Regions from separate parts of the Homo sapiens genome. Here region 1 is linked to region 2. Evidence: chromatin loops called from intact Hi-C (ENCODE). Cell type or tissue: mammary epithelial cell. All regions are shown on one strand. Each heading gives the region's core, and the rest is flanking DNA. Links, peaks and the distances in the headings are about the cores only.

Region 1 (10,210 bases), core at 698-8,697, 59 kb after region 2:
AGAAGGTTGAGGCTGCAGTGACGTCTGATAACGTCACTGCACTCCAGCCTGGGTGACAGAGCAAGCCCTTGTATTTAAAAAAAGACATCACAGAGAAGGGGACATTAGAGCCAAAACTGATAAAGAAGGTGTAGGGTTAGATGTGCGGATATTCCCGCCACCCTGGAGATAAAGACCAGCAGCCTTAACACTGTCAGAAAGTCCAGGTGGCATGGCATCTGCTAGCCCCCATCCCAGCCGTGTGCGTCTCCCCCAACATGCCCTGGTACTCAGCATTCCAGTCCCACCTGCCATTCTGCAGACCTGCCACGCCCCCTTCATGGGATGTAGCCTTTCCTGTCTCTGACTCCTCCTCATTGCCAAACACTTGGCCACCCCTTCCCAGCTCAAGCGTCACATTCTAGATGGGTTGGCTCTTCCTGTTAGATCGCCAGGCCCATACGTAGGCCAAGCTCTCAAGCCACCCTTCATGTTTCTTTCACAGTGCTTATCACAAGTTGTAATTAGACATTATTTATTATTTGGGGCATCAGCTGATGAATGTTGGAGCTCCATGAGGTCAGAGGTGGCTCAGCCTTCTTGTCTACAGCAGCGGGCAGCCCACAGCCTGAACGTGGCTCAATGCCTCAGTGCAAGAAGGCCTCAGCTTTGGGGGCACACATCTGCCTTCATGGTCAGAAGGTGAACTGCAGGGCAGGGCAGCGACTTCTTTACCTTGGCACAGTTGAGAAGATCCTGGCCCTGAAAAATGCTGGAATAGTTCTGCGGGGTGCGAGGGCTGAGGAATCCACTTGTGGGCAAGGAGGGGTGAGTATGAAGGAGGTGATAAACCAGTGCCCAGAACAGAGGCAGTGTTCAGCCCAGCCTGTGTTGTGACACTGAATTGCATTTTAGACCCAGCCTCCTGCTTTAATTCTCGATTGTTTCTGGGTCTCTGACAATGCTTTTGTCCCTTGACTCAATCACCATTCCCAACAGACAGGTGCTCTGTCTGCCTCAGTTTAAGAGAGCCCAAGTCCACCCGAATGCCATCTGTGTCTTGATGGGATATAAAGTGCCTTTTGCTCGGAGTCTATCATCCTTCTGTGAGGCCAGGGGGCCGTTCTCATGCATGACATTGAGAGTGGCCTCTGCCTGCTGCCATGTACCTAAGAAGGTCTAAGTCGTGGACGCTTCCCAAGGGCACCACCTCTTTCTCCCACTCTGGGTTTCCACAGGGTCAAGACGTTCATTTGTTCACCCAGCATAGATTTGGGGAGCTTCTCTGCACATTCAGCACTGTGCAAGGTGGAGGGTTGGGGGCTCTCATGGCGGTCATGGCCACTCCCTGCGTGGACCACCATGGTAGTGGTTGCTGAGTGGACTGGAGGGGCAATTCACATGTTAGCCAAAAATGAGGTCTTGTCAGACAGGTGCTGTGAAAAACAAAGAAATAAGGAATAAAGTAGGGTCAAGAAATACAGGGTGACTCCCAGGAGGGCAGCTGTGAGTGCCGAGAGCTCAGTGGGTCTCTGGGGCCCTGCAAAATGCAGGAACAGTTCTGTAGGGTACCGGGGCTGAAGAATCCACTGTGGGCAAGGAGGGGAGTGTATGAAGGAGGTTATAAACCAGACGGGGGCGAGACTAGGTAGGAAGGTCAGGACAAACAAAGTATTGACATTTTATCTTAAGACAAGACTAGGGAGGGACCATCCCAAAGCCTGTACCTCCCCAGCATGAACTGGTTTCTCAGCTGCTAACTGCATGCTGGCCCATCTGTTCCTTGTCTGTTCCTCCGAGAGGCTGGAGCTGAGGGTAGGTGCGCGGGGAGCGGGTGAGGATTCTGGGGCTCAGGGGCTGGCAGCTCAGGGCCAACACAGGCTTCCTGGGAGAGGCATCAGGACACTGAGTTGGGAAAAGCTCCTGCCCAAGGCCAATTCTAGGAACCTTTCTCTTCTTCTACGGGTGACAGCATTGGGTTCCAAAGGTCTTGTGAGCTGATTTCCCACACTGTTCCGCAGAGATGCAGTAGCTTCCTACAAAGTGCCATGTGGTGTGTTTGATACACACGTAGATACGGTCCACAGAACATTCACTGTAAGATGCGTCTTTGTTTAAAGCAAAGTTTCCCTGGAGCACCTGGCTGTCTTTACAGTTATGCATACTTTAAGTGCTAACAAATTAAACACTTTTTTTGAAGATGGAATGAGCACACACAGCAGACTTTATACCAGTCACCTGCGTGTTTGCCTGGGAAATGAGGATGAGTGGGAGCTAGCCAGGTAGGTAGTTAGCATGGGAAACTACCATAGGAGGGTGGGTGCTTCAGGGGTGGAGACTGAGTGATGAACAGTGAGAAGTCCATGCAGGTATTTAGATAGCTTATTTCGGCTGTGGCAGGGGTCCCCGGGAAGCACTGTGTGGTCTGTAACTTCTAAGCCATTCCTTTTCTCATCACCGCAGGAAAGGAGATGCTGTCATTTAAAGATGTCCTGGGGTGGTTTGAAATTTCACACTGTTTTTATTACTTCATTAGAAGAGTGTCTTATGACGCCGTCGGAAGACAACACTGGCAGAGTTGAGAAATGCCAGCTCGCTCCCTTCCTGCCCTGCCATATTTTCAATATGCAAATCAGTCTTCAGCATGTGCTTCAGAGATAATTAGAATGACTGGGTTTGGGATCTGCCTGTACCGTCCTCGATGAGGCAGTGTTTATCTGGCAGGGCTGGGCTGCTGGGTGCAGGGGACTTGCGGCTGAGAGACGGAAGTGTGGTGGGGGGCGCGTATCTGGGGCTGCTTTCCCTTTGCACATGTCTAAGGACCTCTGCCGCTCTTTTCTGTTAACTTGGAAGGCTGTGGACGATTGTTCTTGTGGGCTGAGTTCTTGGGTGGGGATTTTGCGATGGATAAAACTTGGCCTCGTTTTCATGAGGACTTTTTAGAACTCACAGCTCGTCACTGACAGCCACATCTTAATTCCTCCATTCTCATGGCATTATCAGGGTCTGAAGAAAGGGCAGAATCAGATGTGGATTCCCGCCTGCAGAGCGGGATTGTGGTGGGCACTGGCTCTGTGAGGTCCAGGCAGTGGGACGCCCGTGGGTCGCTGGGCATCTGTGATCCCTGGCTGTGCTCATGTGTAGGGAAGTGCAGGCTGAGTTCAACCCCCACAGCATGTTTGAAGATGGAATGAGCTCTGCCCCACACTCTCCCTCTTCCATCTCTGCCATCAAACACCCTGGCCCTCTGCCGTCTGCCTCATTGCAGCCACAGCACCTGCAGGCAGTCACCTTTAGAAGCAAGGCGTACAGAGCTGGGCACTGCCAACGAGACCAGCTGCTATGACCGAGAGGACTCACACACGTCCCCCCCCATCCTCCTGCACTCGGGGCTGTTTATGGCCCATCCCCATCACAAGCTCCAGGACAGACCCTTGGGGTCTCATTCACCCTGCCTCACCTACTCCATGTGCCCAGACCTAGGCCCAGTGCAGTTAAAGAAGATGAATAAATCCTGGAGGTGTAATGTATAGCATGAGGTCTAATAATATTACATTGTATATGGAAATTTTGCTGAGAGTAGATTTTAGGGGCCCTTACTACACACACACACACACACACACACACACACACACACACACACACGCATGGTAACTATGGAAAGTGGTGTAGATACTAATTGGCTTGATGGCAATAACCATTGCACTATAGATATTTATGTAAAGCTTCACGTTGCCCACCTTCAATATGCAGAATCAAACAAGGAAGATTAGGAATTAGGACCTGTGTTATTTTTCTGTGGCTGCCTTAATCATAGGACAGTCTGGGTGGCTTAAAACAACATAAATGGGCTGGGCACAGCGGCTCACGCCTGTAATCCCAGCACTTTGGGAGGCTGAGATGGGCGGATCACGAGGTCAGGAGATTGAGACCATCCTGGCTAACACAGTGAAACCCTGTCTCTGCTAAAAATACAAAAAATTAGCCGGGTGTGGTGGTGGGTGCCTATAGTCCCAGCTACTCAGGAGGCTGAGGCAGGAGAATGGCGTGAACCTGGGAGGCGCAGCTTGCAATGAGCCGAGATCGTGCCACTGCACTCCAGCCTGGGTGACAGAGCGAGACTCCGTCTCGAAAAAACAAAACAAAACAAAACAAAACAAAACAAACAAACAAAAACAGAAATGGAATCTCTCCCAGTTCTGGAGGCCAGACACCTGAGGTCAAGGTGTGGGCAGGGCCCGCTCCCTCCGTAGGCTCTAGGGCGGGTCCTTCCTGCCTCCCCCTTCTTCCGGCAGCTTGGGCAGCTCCTGGGCTCCTGGCAGCATCACTGCAGCCTCTGTCCGCGTGGCCACATAGCCCCTGCTCTGTGTGTTTCTCACAGCCTCTCATCTCATTCCTGACAAGTTACTGGATTCAGGACACACCCTAAATCCAGGATGATCTCATCTTGAGACTCTTGACTTCATCACATCTGCAAAGGCTGATTTCCAAATAAGGACCCATGCACAAGTTCTGGGGCTGGAACTTGAACATATCTTTTGGGAGGCCACTGTTCAACCCAGTAGAGATTCCTAGACTGGGTGGGGGTGGTGCTGGGGTGATGACACTCAGGGGCATCCATACGCAGGGCCAGGTGGGGAGAGAAGACGCAGCCTCATGGGCACCTCGGGGTGGTCTTTGGCATCAGTATGGTGAGCACCCACTGGACTCCGCTAAGCCCCTCTTCTTTCATAGGAAACCCAGACATCTGGGAAAGTCGGGGCTGAGTGGTTTTATTCAGCATGTTTCCTTGTTACCTCATCTACTATACATGGATGACCAATTTTCCAGGAATTAGAATAAAATGCACTTAACACTAAAGCTATTTTAAAACTTAATTTCAATTAAGTTCCTTATGAATATCAATTATCACTGTATGGTATGATCGCTAGTTAATAAGGATTTCCAGTTGATAGAATGGCAAATTAAGCGGCTTTATTGTACTCAGCACGGGGCCACTTTGAAAGGTGCATCGCTCCACGTGCTTTTAGGGAGACGGCACAGACCACGGATCCAGGTGTGGCTTCCCGTGAGGGCTGGCACGTGCTCTGCTCCTGCAACTGTGGGCCAACACTCACCTGGCCTGGCCTCGATGGCCTCATCTGTAGGTGACACAGTGACAGCCTCAGCAAGCGCAGGTTGCCAGGATAACAGAACAGAACAGCTAAGGTGTGCTGCCCTTCCCAGGAGCCATCAGAAATAGGCGCTCTTTTTACCCCCATTGTAGAACAGTGCCGTTTCAGATGAGGAAGTCTCTTGCCCAGAGTGCTCCACAGGTGGGCGTCAGGCTCTTACCCACCACGGGTAGACTTGGGGAGGCTCTGTGTCCCCAACGCTCCCTGAAGCTTCTCCCAAGCTAGAAGCGCATTCATCCTTAGGAGCCCCCCACCCTCCAGGTCCTGCCCAGAGCACAGACATTGCAGGTAAAATCAACACAGAGAGAGCGAAGGGACAGCAGTCAGTGTTGACCAACATCTGGGATCCTTGGGCCTCCCCTGGCAGCTTCGTGCTCATGGGACACACCCTGCATAGGGTGGTGGCTCATCCCTGACACTCCCTGGACACTAAGAGGCAAATTGCTGCCCAAAAGCCCTGGGATAATTTGTTCACCTGCTGCCGGGGTTTCACAGCCAAGGCCCTGAGTTCGTTCGTTCTTTATTTTATTAATTAATTAATTAATTAATTAATTTATTTATTTATTTTTAGTAGAGATGGGGTTTCACCATGTTGGCCGGGCTGGCCTCAAACTCCTGACCTCAAGTGGTCCACTCTACTCGGCCTCTCAAAGTGCTGGGATGACGTAGACCTGAGCCACTGCGCTCGGCCTCCAGCTTGTAAATTGAGTCCTTTTATTTTCATATGTCCTACTTTTTGTTCTCAATGCTTATTTTTTTTTTCCCTTGGTCATACCTGCTATGTTGTGTTGATTTGTCTTTAAGAAACAAAAACATCTTGTGGTTTTCATCGATCAGCAATTTTGTTTTCCTATTTTATTATTTCTTTCTATGATTTCCCTCAGGGTTGGAAAGAGGGGCCCGCTTTTCCTGAGTGCATGGGTGGGAACTGACACGTAAACATACCCATGGCAAAGCAAGCTCTGTGTGTGTCCAATCTGGAGCCACTCATCTGAGCCCAGGCCGCCCCTCCTGCCGTGGCCGTGTGGAGACGGGACTTCAATCCTGCTTCTAGGGACGGCGAGGGTGAGATGGTAAGGATACTTGGAACGTGGCCTTTCAGTGTCTGACCCATGAAGGGGGCATGAGCAAGTTTCCAGAGTAACAATTTAGATGTCTTGCTTGGAATTAATATCTTGCAGCTCTTAAAGCCCTGGGAAAAGTTGAGTATTAGTCAGGTATTTAGTTGCTAAGAGACCGGTAGAGAAGCAGGCGGCCCGGCTTGGAGAAGATTCTAGCAGTGCCGGATCCTGCAGGGTTTGAAATGTTTGATTTGTGGAGAACAAAGCTCCTTCTCCCCAACCCCCCAATTTGTTTTTAAACAAAGAGTGGGTCTCCAATTTCTTGTCATGGTTCCCTTGTTCTGTACTCAGCCTCCTTGAATATGAAAACCAAGCCTAGATTTTCCTGTCTTAACCCTCGGGGAAGGGGCTTCTTGGGGTCTTGGCTCAGCATACCTGGTCACCCTTCTCCTTCCCCTCCCCCTGGTGGGGCCCATTTGCCATATTCCCACCACCTGATCTCACACCTGGCCACAGCTGGTTGGACCATGGTGTGAACACACGATCCAAGTTGGGACAGATTCTGTGTCCTGGGAATTTGGACCTGGCTCTGAGGGATTCTTGTATAAGTGTCTCTCCAGCACAACAGGACGCCGACTGAGGGACCAGGGGCCATGGTGCGTACCGCCATTGGAATGGGCAGCAGAGACAGCCACAGAGGGGCCAAGCGTGGCTTGGAAGCTAAGAGAGGCTGGTGGTGTTGCCTCTTTCTGCCCGCCACCCCTTTCCTGGGCCTGCGCCTCTGACCTGGGCCTCATGAGATGCGGGGTCCTTTGTATGAACCCTCCTTCTCCTGGCTTACACTAGCTCAAGTTGTCTTCTATTTCTTGCAACCAAAAATATCCCAATTAATCCCTTTCTGTTGCTGGAGTACACTCAGAGACACATTTGCATCTCCCCCCCTTTTCCCCAGGGACCTCGATATGCAGAGTCTTCGTTTTCAAACATCCTCTGAGTCTTAAAACCTGGACTTGCAGCCTCTGTGCCGCTTCCATTCGGGGTTCTCAGAAATCCAGGTTAATCCCCTTCTATTTCTCATTACCTGGCAGACCTCTGGGACTCCCCACCAGAGCCCTTCCTGGCGGATGAGGTGCCATCTTGCCAAAGATGGGGATCGCCAGCTATTTTTTGGAAATGTAGGTTGATTATAACTCAGGGTGTTTTGATGTTAAGCTACAGTTTAGGGCATATTTTAGCAGAGTTAGGCTTGGGCCTCACTGGGATCTCAGTCCTGGCTCCACTATTAACTGGGTACATAGCCCTGAGCACATTATTGAATCTTTTTAAATCCTCAATTTCCATATCTATAAATTGGGGAAAATAATATTTTCTGTTTTGAAAATTACAGGAGGGGTTCTATTGTTAGGAGTTGAATTGTGCTCTCCTAAAATTTGTATGTTGAAGTCCTAACCTCCAGCATCTCAGAATGTGACCTTATTTGGAGACAGGGCCTTTACCAAGTTAAAACGAGGTCACTAGGGTGGGCCCCAATCCAATATGACCAGTGTCCTTAATACAAGGGGAAACTCGCTTGTATTAAGGGGAACACACACAGGAAAACGCCATGTGAAGATGAAGGTGGGGATCAGGGTGAGGCTTCCTCAAGCCAAGGAAGAGCAAAGATTGCCAGCAACTACTGGAAGCTGGAGAGAGGCCTGGAGCGGAGCCTCCCTCACAGCGCAGGAGGAACCGGCCCTGCAGACACCTTGGCTTCAGACCCCTGGTCCCCAGAACTGTGAGACGATGCAGCCCTGCTGTTTATGCTCCAGTCTGTGGGCCTTTGTTGCAGCAGTCCCGGAGAGGAAAGCGTCCATGTAAAGTGCTCTGCAGGGATGGGTGTGTGGCCAAGGATCTTGGCAGGTATTGTCACTGCCTCCCCCAGTGTCCCCTTCCTTTGGGCGGTCTCCTTGGGCTGCCTTACATTCAGAACCTCCGTGGCCGAGCCAGCCCTGCCTCTAAGCTCCTGCTGCGAACCGCCACTCTCCTGCCTGGGAGATGCCTTCCGTGGAGCCCGGCACAGCATGGGTGGCTGGAGCCTAGAAGGCCAGAGGCTCCTGGGCCACGAGGGCCCCCAGTTGAGCTCAGTGCATTTCTGGAGGCTCAGCAGGCCCTGAGTGCCCTTCTCCACACTGTGCCCATGGAACCCCCATCTGGAGCTGCGCCCCCCTCACAAGTGAAGCAAGGCACAGAGCAGATGAGAATGCAAGGTCCTGGCCTGGTGTTTTCTGTTGGTGAGGTCAGGGCAGCCTCTGCGGGACTGGCTGGTGGGAGAAACAAGGCCCAGAGTCCAGCAGGTTCTCTACCCTCTGCCCTGGAGCCAGGGAGGGCTGAGCCTCAGCTTCCCCCTGCCTGTGGCCTTGATGTGATCCACTGTCTCCTCCAGCCCTGCCGCCCTGCCCCGAGGCCATCCTGAGGTCCTTGTCAAGTGTGGTCTGGAGGCTCCACTCTGCATCCAGGCGGGAGGGCAGGGCCCACCCTGGCCAGTGCTGCCACTCCCGCCTCAGTCAGGGCTGGCACGAGAGGGCAGGACTCCAGTCCCTGATGCTTCTGTGTGTTTTTCCTTCACCACTTGTCACTTGGGACTCCTGGGCTGGAGGGACGTGCAGGGTGGCTGCTCTGTTCCTCTCCTGTCCCCTTTCCAGGGATCAGGTACTGACTCCATTTGTGCCCAAGCACGTCGTCCCCTCCCCTGCATGCCTTTTTTCCTACTCCTCATCCCTCTAACTCCTGCCTGCTGGCTTCTCCCTCCTGGCAGCTCACCCAATTGCGCGGAGGTTAATGATGCTTTGTGAAGATGTTTCGCATCTCCCCAGAGTCAAAGCAGCCATCATGTAGGCCGTCATCATGGTGACGGTGTAAACAAGGTGGGTTTCACAGTGTTCCCTCTCTGATTACTGAGGCTCTCACTGGGACGGTGTACTCTAAGATCAAGCCGCTTTACAGTGAGACACACAAAGACAAGCTCAAGTCCATCCTCCCCCAGATCCACCAAGGTGGCCCTCGGTCCAAGTAATTTTACGAACAGGAGTTTCTATTTCAGAAATCTTCCCGAGAGAAAACTCTAGAAAGTTCAAAACCCCAAAGAATTCTCCAACAACTAAAAAAAAAAACGAGCAAGTTTAACCGTTTCAACCATTTTCATTCTCCTTGTTGCTAAAATGTACAACTCCTAAATGATTACTTAAAAAACAAAACAAAACACCTTTTGGCAAGGAAAACAATAAATTCCCTAAATAATAATGTGTTTGTCCCTGCCACAAAGGGAGCATAAGTGTGTACACATGATGATATTTCCAGATGTGGAATTTCAATTAATTAGACAGAGGGTTCTCTGGGGTCAGCGTCAGTGTAGTCAGCTGAAAAAATATCTCCCAAGGATGTTCACATCCTCATCCCTGAAACCCATGACGATGTCACCTTACTTGGCAACAGGAACTCTGCAGGTGGGATTAAGGATCTTGAGATGGGACATCATCCTGGATCATTTAGGTGGTCCCAGTGTCCTCATAGGGTTCTTATGAGATGGGGCAGGAAGGTCAGAGTCAGGGAGAGATTGGAAGATGCTGACTTTGAAGATGGAGGAAGAGGCCAGGAACCAAGGAGTGCAGGCGGCCGCTAGACTCTGGAAAAGGCAGGAAACGGATTCTCCTGCAGAGCCTCCGATGTAACACAGCTCTGCCCACACCTTGATTTTGGACATGTGACATCCAGAGCATGTAAGAGAATAAATTTGCATTGTTGTAAGTCACTCCCTTTGTGGTGGCTTGTGACAGCAGTGGCCGGAGACTCAAATGGTCAGCGTGTAGAGCACAGGCACGGACCTGCTCTCGCTTGATGGAGCGCCCACAGTGCTCTTCAACCCTGCCCTCTGCTCCCTCTTCCAAACACAAAGCAAAACTACTCACTGCGGGGCGGAGGTCCAGCTGTGGGCAACAGGGCCGGGCACTGGAAGCTAAG
Region 2 (10,210 bases), core at 731-8,730:
AGCGGGAGGCATCACCGTAGGGCCTCCAGCCCCAGAATGTGCAAAGTTCTAGCAAGGTGGAAAGCCCCAAGAAGTCCCTCAAAGGCAACATCAGTAGGAATTAAGAAAAAAAAAAAAAGAAAATCTCAGCAAAAAGGCACTAAGGACTGTAAAGTCCACTACTAATATCCCCACATTTAAAACAAAAATCAGTTTCTCAAAAATTATATGCTTAATTTATCTTCCACTTTCCCTTCCCTCAAAACTAAAAATCTTTTAGCATGGGTACCACCCCTAACATTTCCAGTACACCAGCACCAGCCTAAAGACCATGTCTTCATCAAAAGATTAAAAAAAAAAAAACCCTCAAGCCAGCCTAGGAAGGACCCTATCTTGTGCTGCTAACCACCAAGACTGCCGTTTGCACAGCAAAAATGTAAATAAACATGTCATACCCAAGTCAAAAAGGGTCATTGCCATCAGAGTCATAGGCTATTATTCCAGGGTCAAGCCCTACCAAGTTAAAGCTAAAAAAACTTAATCTATCTTTTCTTTTTCTTTTCTTTCCGTGACTCCCCAACTTACTATTAATGTAACTAAATCTAACTCTCCTGAAGTTATTACTTTTAATGCTTGTTTAGTTATCACTCCTCCCAAACACAATAACAAGACCAAAGTTTACTATAACAAGACTATAGTTTACTATGGAGACCAAAACCTCTATAGTAAAAGTAAAACAACCTAAGGCAATAGCCATGGTCCAGCCCTGCATGACCCACAGTGAAACTCTGCAGTTTCCGTGGTCCAGCCCTGCCGGACCCATGGTCAGCCCCTGTGGTACCTGTGGCCCAGCCTTGCGGTACCTATGCTGCCGTACCTCCCGTGGCCCATTGTTTCATAAGGCAAACAATAGCAATTAAAACAAGGTATCAAAATATAAATGCCCGGCTGAAACGAATTAAATATTTTGTGCACACTCTTAATAAAAGCGACAGTCATCCTTGTGCGCACAGGAGGCCAAAGGCCGGGTTGTCCCTTTTCCACTCTAATCAACCAAACAGGAGCTGCATAGTAGCTCTTTTTCAAAATCCTGCAACCTAGGATAATAAACTGTGCCCAATTCTCTCTGCTGTTTCCTAAAGTGCAGTACCCTGCAGGTCAGCCATCATGGGCCATTCAGCCTCCATCATCCAAGACCAGTTTTACCTCGTGTCTCCAATGACAAGGGGAAAATTGGGTGTACCTTAAAGACTTAACAAAATGCAGTAAAGTCAGGCACTTCTGAGAGCTAACCCTTCAGTCCACCTTTAGCCATCCCTAAGCAAATATATGGTAGTATTAGAAAAAACCTTGACTGAACACTCGGCCAAATAATTAAAGCAGTACTTATGCTGTAGTTCAGTTAGCTATCCTTTTACCCTGGCATTTCATCAACCAAAAAAAAAAAAAAAAATGCAACATAGGCAAATAAAAAAAGCCTCAAAAGAAGCAGCCCCTTATAGATCTTTTAATTCCCATGTCTATTTAAATGCAAGTTCCCCATAAAGTACCAAATAAATGTAAAGCCAAAAATCAAATAGCTGCAGGGTTTAAGTCAATGTTGCTTTGGTAAGTAACAATTAATACAAATGTAAGTTAAATAAACTACATTCATTACAACCAGCAGCAATTTGTTAAATATATCAAAAATACTGTGGAAAAAAATAGCTAAACAATTAAAATCCACTAGTCAAATGCCCTAAAAAAAAATTTAAATATAATATTAGCAAAAAAAAGTAGTATTTGTGTTATAAGCAAAACTCAATATTGCACTTTTATCCCAAACAACACTGCTCCCAGTAAAAGCATAACAAAAGCTTGCCAGGAACTTACTGCCTTATCAAATAGGTTAACAAAAAATTCTGGCATTAACAACCCTGTTTCAAATCGGCTCAAAAAGTGGTTTGGCCAACAACAACAACAAAAAAACACAAAAAAACCCCATAGCCTCAGTCCTTAGCTCTCTAGCAACTGTAGTAAGTATATTTCTCCTTGTTAGATATTATATTATACCATACATCCAAAAGTTAAACAAATAAGCCAAGGCATATTAAAAAAAGGTTAAAAAAACTATAAAAAAAGAAAAAATTGTAGAAAATAAGAAGTTCCTCTTCAAAGTTTCCCTTCTTGTTAAAGAATAAATCATAAGTGTTATAAATAATAGTTTCTTTTAAAGACTACCTTTATGCTAGACATGCTCACAGGCCCGTAGTGCATTCTAAGTCCTTGTACTTTAGCTAAAATATCTGTGCTGGACGTGCTCACACGCATGTCTCAGCTCCCAGCCTATGCCCCTTCCTTATTTAGGAATGTTATTCCTTTTCTAAGTCCTTTGGTAAGAAGCTTCCTCTTTTCCTTTATCTTTCCATTGCTTTAACCTATTTACAAATGTTTTAAACTGTTAGCCAATCGGGTTTTAGTTTAGAGTGTAAGGTCTGTCTCCAGCCAATAAAGACAGGACACAGTAGCAAAGACAAAATGCGTAAGGAATAAACACATCTGCTTTTCCTTTCTTCCGGTCTGTTCTCACCATTATTCCGTCTGCAATGAGCACCTTTTCTGCAGAAAATAAAAATTGCTTTGCTAAAACAATTAAATTTATGTTCAAATGCTATTTCTATGTGGCACCGGGGAACAAGCATTCTATTTCTAAATAAACATTTTTACATATAACAATATTGAACAAAATAGACAAGGTTCCTAATTCACTGCCTGGCAGGAGAGGCAAACATTGATCGAATAATGGCATCAATGAACGTAATGACTACAAATTGTGGAGCGTGTGCATGTGAGGTCACAGACAGACAGTCAGGCACATGCCAAGGCCCCGGGCACTGGGAGAACACAGAGTGCTAGGGATGTGGTGGTGTCAAGGCCCAAGGGCCGAGCAGGGGCCATGGCAACTAAGTAGGTCCTTTTGGTCGCCAGCGTCAGAGCAATGGGAAGCCAGTGAGGGCTAAAAGCCAGGCAAGGGCGTGGCCAGATGTGCTGGTTTCAGGAGCCCTCTCCAGCTCGCTGGTGGGGGCAGGTGGGTCAGCGGCAGGTCCTACTGGGAAACAATCATGGTAGGGTTGATGGTGCCGAGTTTCTCTTGCGCTCCCACGTTGTGAACCTGCCACTCTGTGGTTTTGATGACTGGGGAAGTAGACAAACTGGTTCCTGCTCCCATGCTTACTTTTTGATTTTCATAAATGCAAATTAAAATATTTATCTGCTCTATAAAGACTTGGCATGTTTAAATAACCATTATCCCTTCAATGTATTCCAGGGATGTTGGAATCATTATTCTCACGGATAGAATAGGCATTAAATCCACAGGGGAGTCATTAAAAGATGGCTATTTCTCTCCGTTTGACCGAAGCAGCAGTTGTATTTATTCAGGATTTAGAAAATGGGATTCAATTAGAACTGAAACGGTGTTAAATTAAGTAATTCCTATTGTATTTGCCTGATAGACAGGGGTGGCCTGACCTGGGAGGGAAAGGGCCCCTCCCAGCAACCAGGTTCCCTCATGCCGCTGACGAGATGCCACTAACCCGGGGAGAGCCAGCTTAACCCCTTAATCACTCCCGTAGTTCCATCCGTGACATCTGAGAGCCACGCAGCTTTATTGATATGATTTGATACCTTAATAGGAATAATCTTCTTTATTCGAGTTGTCTGGAAGGGGCTTAACTTTCTCAGGGTTGCTGTCAGGTACCAGTCCTGAGGTTTGATCATGCTCCTTTTAAATAACCAGGTATTATGAAAGGATAAAACACATGGAAATGGATGCGCCAGCTGCCTTTTTTATCTCACCTTTTTACAGCGATAGAGTTTGAGATTTTCAATGACAAGGAGACTCGAGCTGTTTGGAAAGACACCGTTCTGACGCCTGCCTTGTCACAGTTAAATTCCCAGTTGCTGTCTCCCGAAGGAGTGTACGTAAGACAATTGTTATGGACCTGAATGAAGACAGAATTTGCCAGCCAATTGAAAAGCAAAATGAAGACTAATAATGATTTTAAAATCAGTAACATCCTACTCTCCCCTGCAAACAAAACAAAACAAAAAAACCCTACTGATTTTTAGTTCAGCTATCTAGACAGAACACATATTCCAAATAGCTATTACATGTCTCCGTTCTGCTGCACAGCCATGATGTAATGTAAGCATTTAGATACTACATTGGAACAAATCAACACCCACAGACATGGCTAAAACTTCACACTACTATTACAACAATTACACGCCCAAATGTGTATTCTGAAAACATAAACCTCATCCTGCATAGCAGACTGTGCTCTGCTGCATTGACTAATTTGAGATTATAGCTAGAGTGCTACGATGAAACTTCCGCTGGCCAAAAATTATACTGTCCTCCTGTAAGGTACACAATATATTTGTAGAAACTGATAGCACCAATGGCAGTGACATCTTTTCTGTTCTTAGAAAATAAATGATGGATAATTCTGGTTTGAGTGGAAAAGGCAGGAGGATGAGGGGCTTAAAGCAACTGAGACTGTGGATTTCTGTGACGGGTGTTGAAACAGAAGCATGGATTGAGACAAATGATAGGAAATGTTTGCAGCCTCTTGACAAATAGCAACCTCAATGAATTCTTCATACATGCGGAATGAGGAAGGTGGACTTGGCAGCTTTCGAAATATTTCTTCACTCACAGAAGTGGCTAAGATATGACCAACAACCCAGGAGGCACAGACGTCCCCTTTGGAATGTCTGGAAGCAGATGGTGCATCTCTGTAAGGCGTGAGGGAGCTTAGGGGCATGGGCTTGGGGCATTCAACTTAACAGAATACTGTTCACCCGGAAGGCTGACGCCAGCTCTTTGCTGATCAGGAGAAAATTCTGGAGTTCAAATGAAAGGTTATTTCCTCCAAACATATTGAGGAAGCAATAGCTCATTACATGAATTACTGTTTGCATTACATGAATTCCAGAAAACCTGAAACAGCTAGTGCTCATTCTTCAAGAATGAAGTCATCAGCTGGAATCTCGGATCAAAACCTCTATATACCAAGGAACAGGAGAAACCTTCGGAGATTTGTTGGTGAGATGGAGAATTATAAGGACAAAATGTGCTCTGTTGAGCCTGCCAAGCTTGGGTGGGTGGGATGCCTGCGTATGCAAGTGATGAGTCTCATGCGTGTGCTGCTCTGTCAAATGAAGACTCTTTTCTTAGTTCCTGGGATGCGTTTCATATATACCACTAGGGTGTTCGAGGGACAGTGTATGTCATTTAATAAGAGACATATCTCAGCTTCCTTCTGGAGGGTGAATGCCTTGAATCCCAAACAGAAAACCACAGCCTCAGCACAGTGGCTTATGCCTGTAATCCCAGCACTTTGGGAGGCTGAGGCTGGTGAATCACTTGAGCTCAGGAGTTCGAGACCAGCTTGACCAACATGGTGAAACCCTGTCTCTACTAAAAATACAAAAATCAGCCGGGCATGGTTGTGCACATCTGTAATTCCAGCTACTTGAGAGGCTGAGGCAGGAGAATCACTTGAACCTGGGAGGCAGAGGCTGCAGTGAGCTGAGATCACACCATAGCACTCCAGCCTGGGCGACAAGAGCAAAACTCCATCTCAAAAAAAAAAAAAAAAAAAGAAAAAAAGGAAAAAAAAAAAAGAAAAGAAAACCACGGCTCTTTCTTCTCTCCAGATTTACCTCCAAGCTCCGGGGCAAAGCAGGGTGTGTGGAATGCAGTGATGCATGCTGTGGCCTGAACCTTTGGTCCAGGGCTCGGTGTCCTCTGAACTGCCCTACCTTCTAATGAGGTGGCACACTTGTTACTCTTATTCATGGCCTGTAGTTTGTTCCAAAGAACCTCTCAGCTTCTCTAACGGTGACTCCACTGTGATCGCTGTCCTGCCTGAAATGGTATGCAAAGCTCGTGTTCATGTCATGAAATGCATGCAGTGACTTAGCATGATGGCAACCTTGGATCTTCGTGGTGAATACCAAGCAAACAAATGTCTTAATTGTACCCTGAGAATGGCCTTGAGTCCTGGAGATGTTATCTCCAAGAGGCTTTATTAACTTGGATGAATCCATATTACCTTCCCCCAAGAGTAGGAATTACAATAAAAGCCAAGTCTATGTAAAGAAAATAAAAATTTACAATATTGCATGAATCATGAAATGCTTCACCCACCAGGAACAAATGGCACATTTACTAAGAATGTTCAGTAAGCCTTTTCGTCTCTCCAACGCGTGGCCAGTACACCCGTATCGGGTTTGTATTCCTCTGGCAGGCACACTGAAGTGAACATTTAGAATCAGTTCCTACAGTGGACAGGCAACGAACACTATTTTGCAGTGTCTTCATTTGTGAAATCATTGACTGGGAAATGATGTTCCAAGTTATTGGCAGGAGTGCTGATCAATAGATATCCAATTTATTTGCCCACGTCCGGCCAATTCCTGAAAGATGGGTCCTTGAAAGATAAGAAATCAGATTATGTCTTGTGGTAATAATAATAACAACAACGACAACAACAAATAATAATAGTTATATGCTTGCCTTGGGCTACACTTTGCATGTTATCTCATGGAATGCTTGCAATGTAAAAGTCAGTATTCTAATTTTATAAATTAGGCTTAGTGACCAAATAACTTTTCCGACACACACAGAGGAGCACCCAGATTTGAACTCCTCACCCGTTAATGGCTGTTATTTAGTGGCTTCTCAGCAGTTAAGCCAGCACGCATCCATCATTACCTGAGTGCCGGGCAGTGTGCCAAGCATGCTATGCAGCCTGCCACCGCACTCGGGGTGTGTGGAATGACCCGCTGCATGCCAATAAGGCATGTCAGATCAATTGCACGTCAATAAGCCAGAGCAGCCATCACAGAGTGGATGGTTTCTGAAGCCTGTTTTCTCCCAGATGTGTAGACCAGTCCTCTGGGAAGGAATCTTGTAACAGTGACAGGGCTCTAGGCTACCTCGGAACTTCCTCCTGGCCTCAAATGTAAGAATTGGGAAACAATCTTCAAAGAGCTTGTTTTCCATCCCAAAGGCATCTTCAGTGGGGCACCTCGGGGTCTACATCAGGGGAGGAGGGCAAAGCCAAGGTCGACTGCCCACTTCTCAACTGCTTCACCCGCTGGATACCCCATTGTCAGGCTAAGAAGTAGGCACCATGTAGGGCTGAACCTTCCCTAGAAAAGAAATGACAACAACAACAACAAAATCAGTTTCCTAACTGCGTGGCTCCAGTCTTTCACTGGCGATTTAAATTATATAGCGTTTCTATTATAAACTCCGAAGGATGGCTTCATCGTAGCCACCCCTTGAAAAATCAGTCAAACTTAGATAATAATAGGAAAGTTGAAAGTAGAACGATAAAGACTTTTTCTAACACCTTTTCCCCATTCAAGTTAAATGACACTTTTGTTTACTTGGTTCAGGGAAAATTCCAGTTGCATTGTGAGCTTTTTAGAAGAATGAGAAATTGATTTTCTCCTCATACAGCATGGAGCACACAAACTCTTATAATCTTTATATAATCTTTACAATGATATATAAAGAAAGCCACCTCTGCATATAAATTCATCGGGGCCTGGAAAGTCTGCGTTTTTCAACTGCTCAGCCATATCCTGGTAAACCCTACTGGCCTATTAGGGAAGATAGTTCACTCATATTCGGGGTCCTCTTGCACAAGAAGTCTCAAAATCAAGTGTCCTGGGGTCAGGGTGTGTGAGGAAGCAGAATTCACTGGGTGTGCAGAGCAGAGAAAGAAAAACCCCCTTCTCCCGTTCTCTGTAGCTATAGCCAATTCCAGTGGTGTGGGAAGGTAGCCACAGAGCTATTAGATCTGAAATTTCTATGAAAAGCCAGGAATTCTTTTTTTATATTTAAGTGAAATCGCCTAAGTTTTAAATATCAGCAGGTCATTAAAAAATGAAAAAGGCAAAAAGCACTGTGAAAGTGAAGCACAACGAACCAGCGGGCCGCCCCTTGCTGGCAGGCTGGGGACCCTGGCTTGTTCCTTGATCACGTTGGACCCAAACACTTCCTTGAGCTGCATCCTTGACAGGTTAATTACTCTGAGCGCCTGCCCTGGACAGCGTGGCTTTTATATTCACACATTTTACCTTGTTTCTGCTAATACTTCATTACCTCATTTATGGCTTTGCCTCATGATCTGCTGTCACCCAAATTGTGATATCAGCAGCCTGATTTGACAGGTTATCTCAGGACCTGCTCACATTATTATTCGACTTGCTTTTGGTTCTGTTTTGCAATACTTTATATGCACACACAGACATACTGGGAGATTTAAATGCATTCAGCACCAAGCATTGTATTTAATAGAGTGATTGCTTAGTGCCCTTTGAAACAATTGCATTTAAAATGCATCGTTCTTTTATTTACTTGTTGGGTGTGCACTCTCTACTTGATGCTAATATTACTTGACTTATCATTCAATCAATAATTCCAGAGAACGATTGGTTTCCTTAAACTCTCCTGCAAATGTCCTTAATTTCCTTGCTTTAATTCCCAGAGTCATTCTTATTACCTCCCCAACCTACAGAGGCTGCAGCTTTATGGCTTGTGGCTGTTGATTGAGAGGGCCCCACACCAAATGCTAAAGATAATTCAAGCTTGTGTGTTGCAGTAGGTCCATAGCTTCTACCCTCTTTACATTCCATTTTTAATCCTTCATTGGAAGCTATTTAATTTGTGCACCCCAGAGTAACCTCATTTTAAATTCATGGGCTGTCATTTAAAAAATTAATCAAGCCATATATGTTTCTAAATATATAATAAACATCCATACTATATGGGATGCAGAGGAATTTAGAAAAATATTTCCTATAAATTTTCCATGAGGATCATGGTAGAACTAGAAACACAGAATGCCAGTGGCAAATGCTTTTTCTAGCAATTTGTTTTTACAAATAAAAGACGTGCTCTCGAAATTGGATATTAACAGTGGTACACTGGAAATTGACATGAGCCATGTTTTCACAGAGTGTTGTTAGGTTCCCTGATGCCAGACAAAAGTTGGCTCCGTGAAAATCCATGATTTTATTAATATATACAGGACCTAGATCCTCACCCTGCTTAGAGGTTTTTTAATGAGGTCAATGCTGAAAACATGGGGTTTTGAAAAAAGTTGAATAAATGGCATGTCAGTTCTGTTAAATCATGCTTGGTTATACATTTTTTCCTTTTTCTCCTCAAATATAGCAAGCTAAATGGCCACAGCACTCAGACATCATGTGATCTTGTTAAGATGGGCTACTCGCCCCTCAATAAAGTCACAAAAATGAGGTTGAACAGTGCTCTCTCCTGATACCACACACATGTCCAGATGTCGAGGTATCTATGTGGGGCTTGTCTCCGTGACACACAAGATCATGATGCTCATTAGTGCCACAATTGGTATAATATTAACTTTCGGAGCTACTGAAAGATCTAATTAGATGGAATGAGTGATTTTTAAACACTTCAGGCTGTGATGACACTCACTTTGCAAAATAAATTAAGCTTCCACGCATGAATCTGGGCCTAGTGGGTTGGAAGAAAAAATGCAGCCCTGTCTTTGTCTGATGCAGTTGCTTCTGTAATTCTCATTGTGAAGACTAAAGCACATTTTGTTGTTGTACAGGGTGAGTGGGAGAACCCCGTGAAGTTCATAGATAGTTCTAGACCATATTATTTAGTTACTAAGTCTTAATTGGAATATTTTATTCTTCTAAAATAGGAGGGAAAAATGGCTAGCTTATGGGAACTCCAACATTAATCCCCTTCTTTCTGTATTTCTTTTCTTTTCTTTTTTTTTTTTTTTTTGAGATGGTGTCTGGCTCTATCGCCAGGCTGGAGTGCGGTGGCGTGATCTCGGCTCACTGCAACCTCCGCCTCTCAGGTTCGAGAGATTCCCCTGCCTCAGACTCCCAAGTAGCTGGAACTACAGGTGCGCGCCATCATGCATGGCTAATTTTTTGTATTTTAGTAGAGACAGGGTTTTACCATGTTTGCCAGGATGGTCTCGATCTCCTGACCTCGTGATCCACCTGCCTTGGCCTCCCAAAGTGCTGGGATACAGGCGTGAGCCACTGCACCTGGCCCTTCTTTCTATATTTCTAATTGGCTATTTCGAAGGCAAGATATGTTGTATCCTGTTCACAAATTCAGCAAGGTGAGAAGTAATGTGTCATGATTTAGTGTCTTCTTGAAAAC

Evidence for each region. Peaks named below come from ENCODE experiments on the same cell type or tissue, not always from the same donor. Only the 100,000 strongest peaks of a DNase experiment are listed, where the experiment ranks them.
Region 1: a loop joins it to region 2, with 9 times the contacts of the local background. A loop is called at or near these places in 2 of 110 quality-filtered maps.

The regions. Positions count from the first base shown.
Region 1 is chr20:61,121,937-61,132,146 of GRCh38, reverse strand. No RefSeq gene overlaps it. Among named protein-coding and RNA genes, the nearest start is that of LINC01718, 48 kb to the right of the region's middle. RefSeq lists an enhancer at 8,357-9,002. In mammary epithelial cell, for the core only: no CTCF peak of the experiment used is centred there; a DNase peak (open chromatin) is centred at 4,406.
Region 2 is chr20:61,180,959-61,191,168 of GRCh38, reverse strand. LOC105372701 (a long non-coding RNA gene) reads right to left here. Exons shown (of 3, transcript XR_936956.2): 2 at 6,967-7,182; 3 at 5,981-6,458. Among named protein-coding and RNA genes, the nearest start is that of CDH4, 66 kb to the left of the region's middle. In mammary epithelial cell, for the core only: no CTCF peak of the experiment used is centred there; DNase peaks (open chromatin) are centred at 4,918 and 5,048; H3K27ac peaks cover 2,624 bases.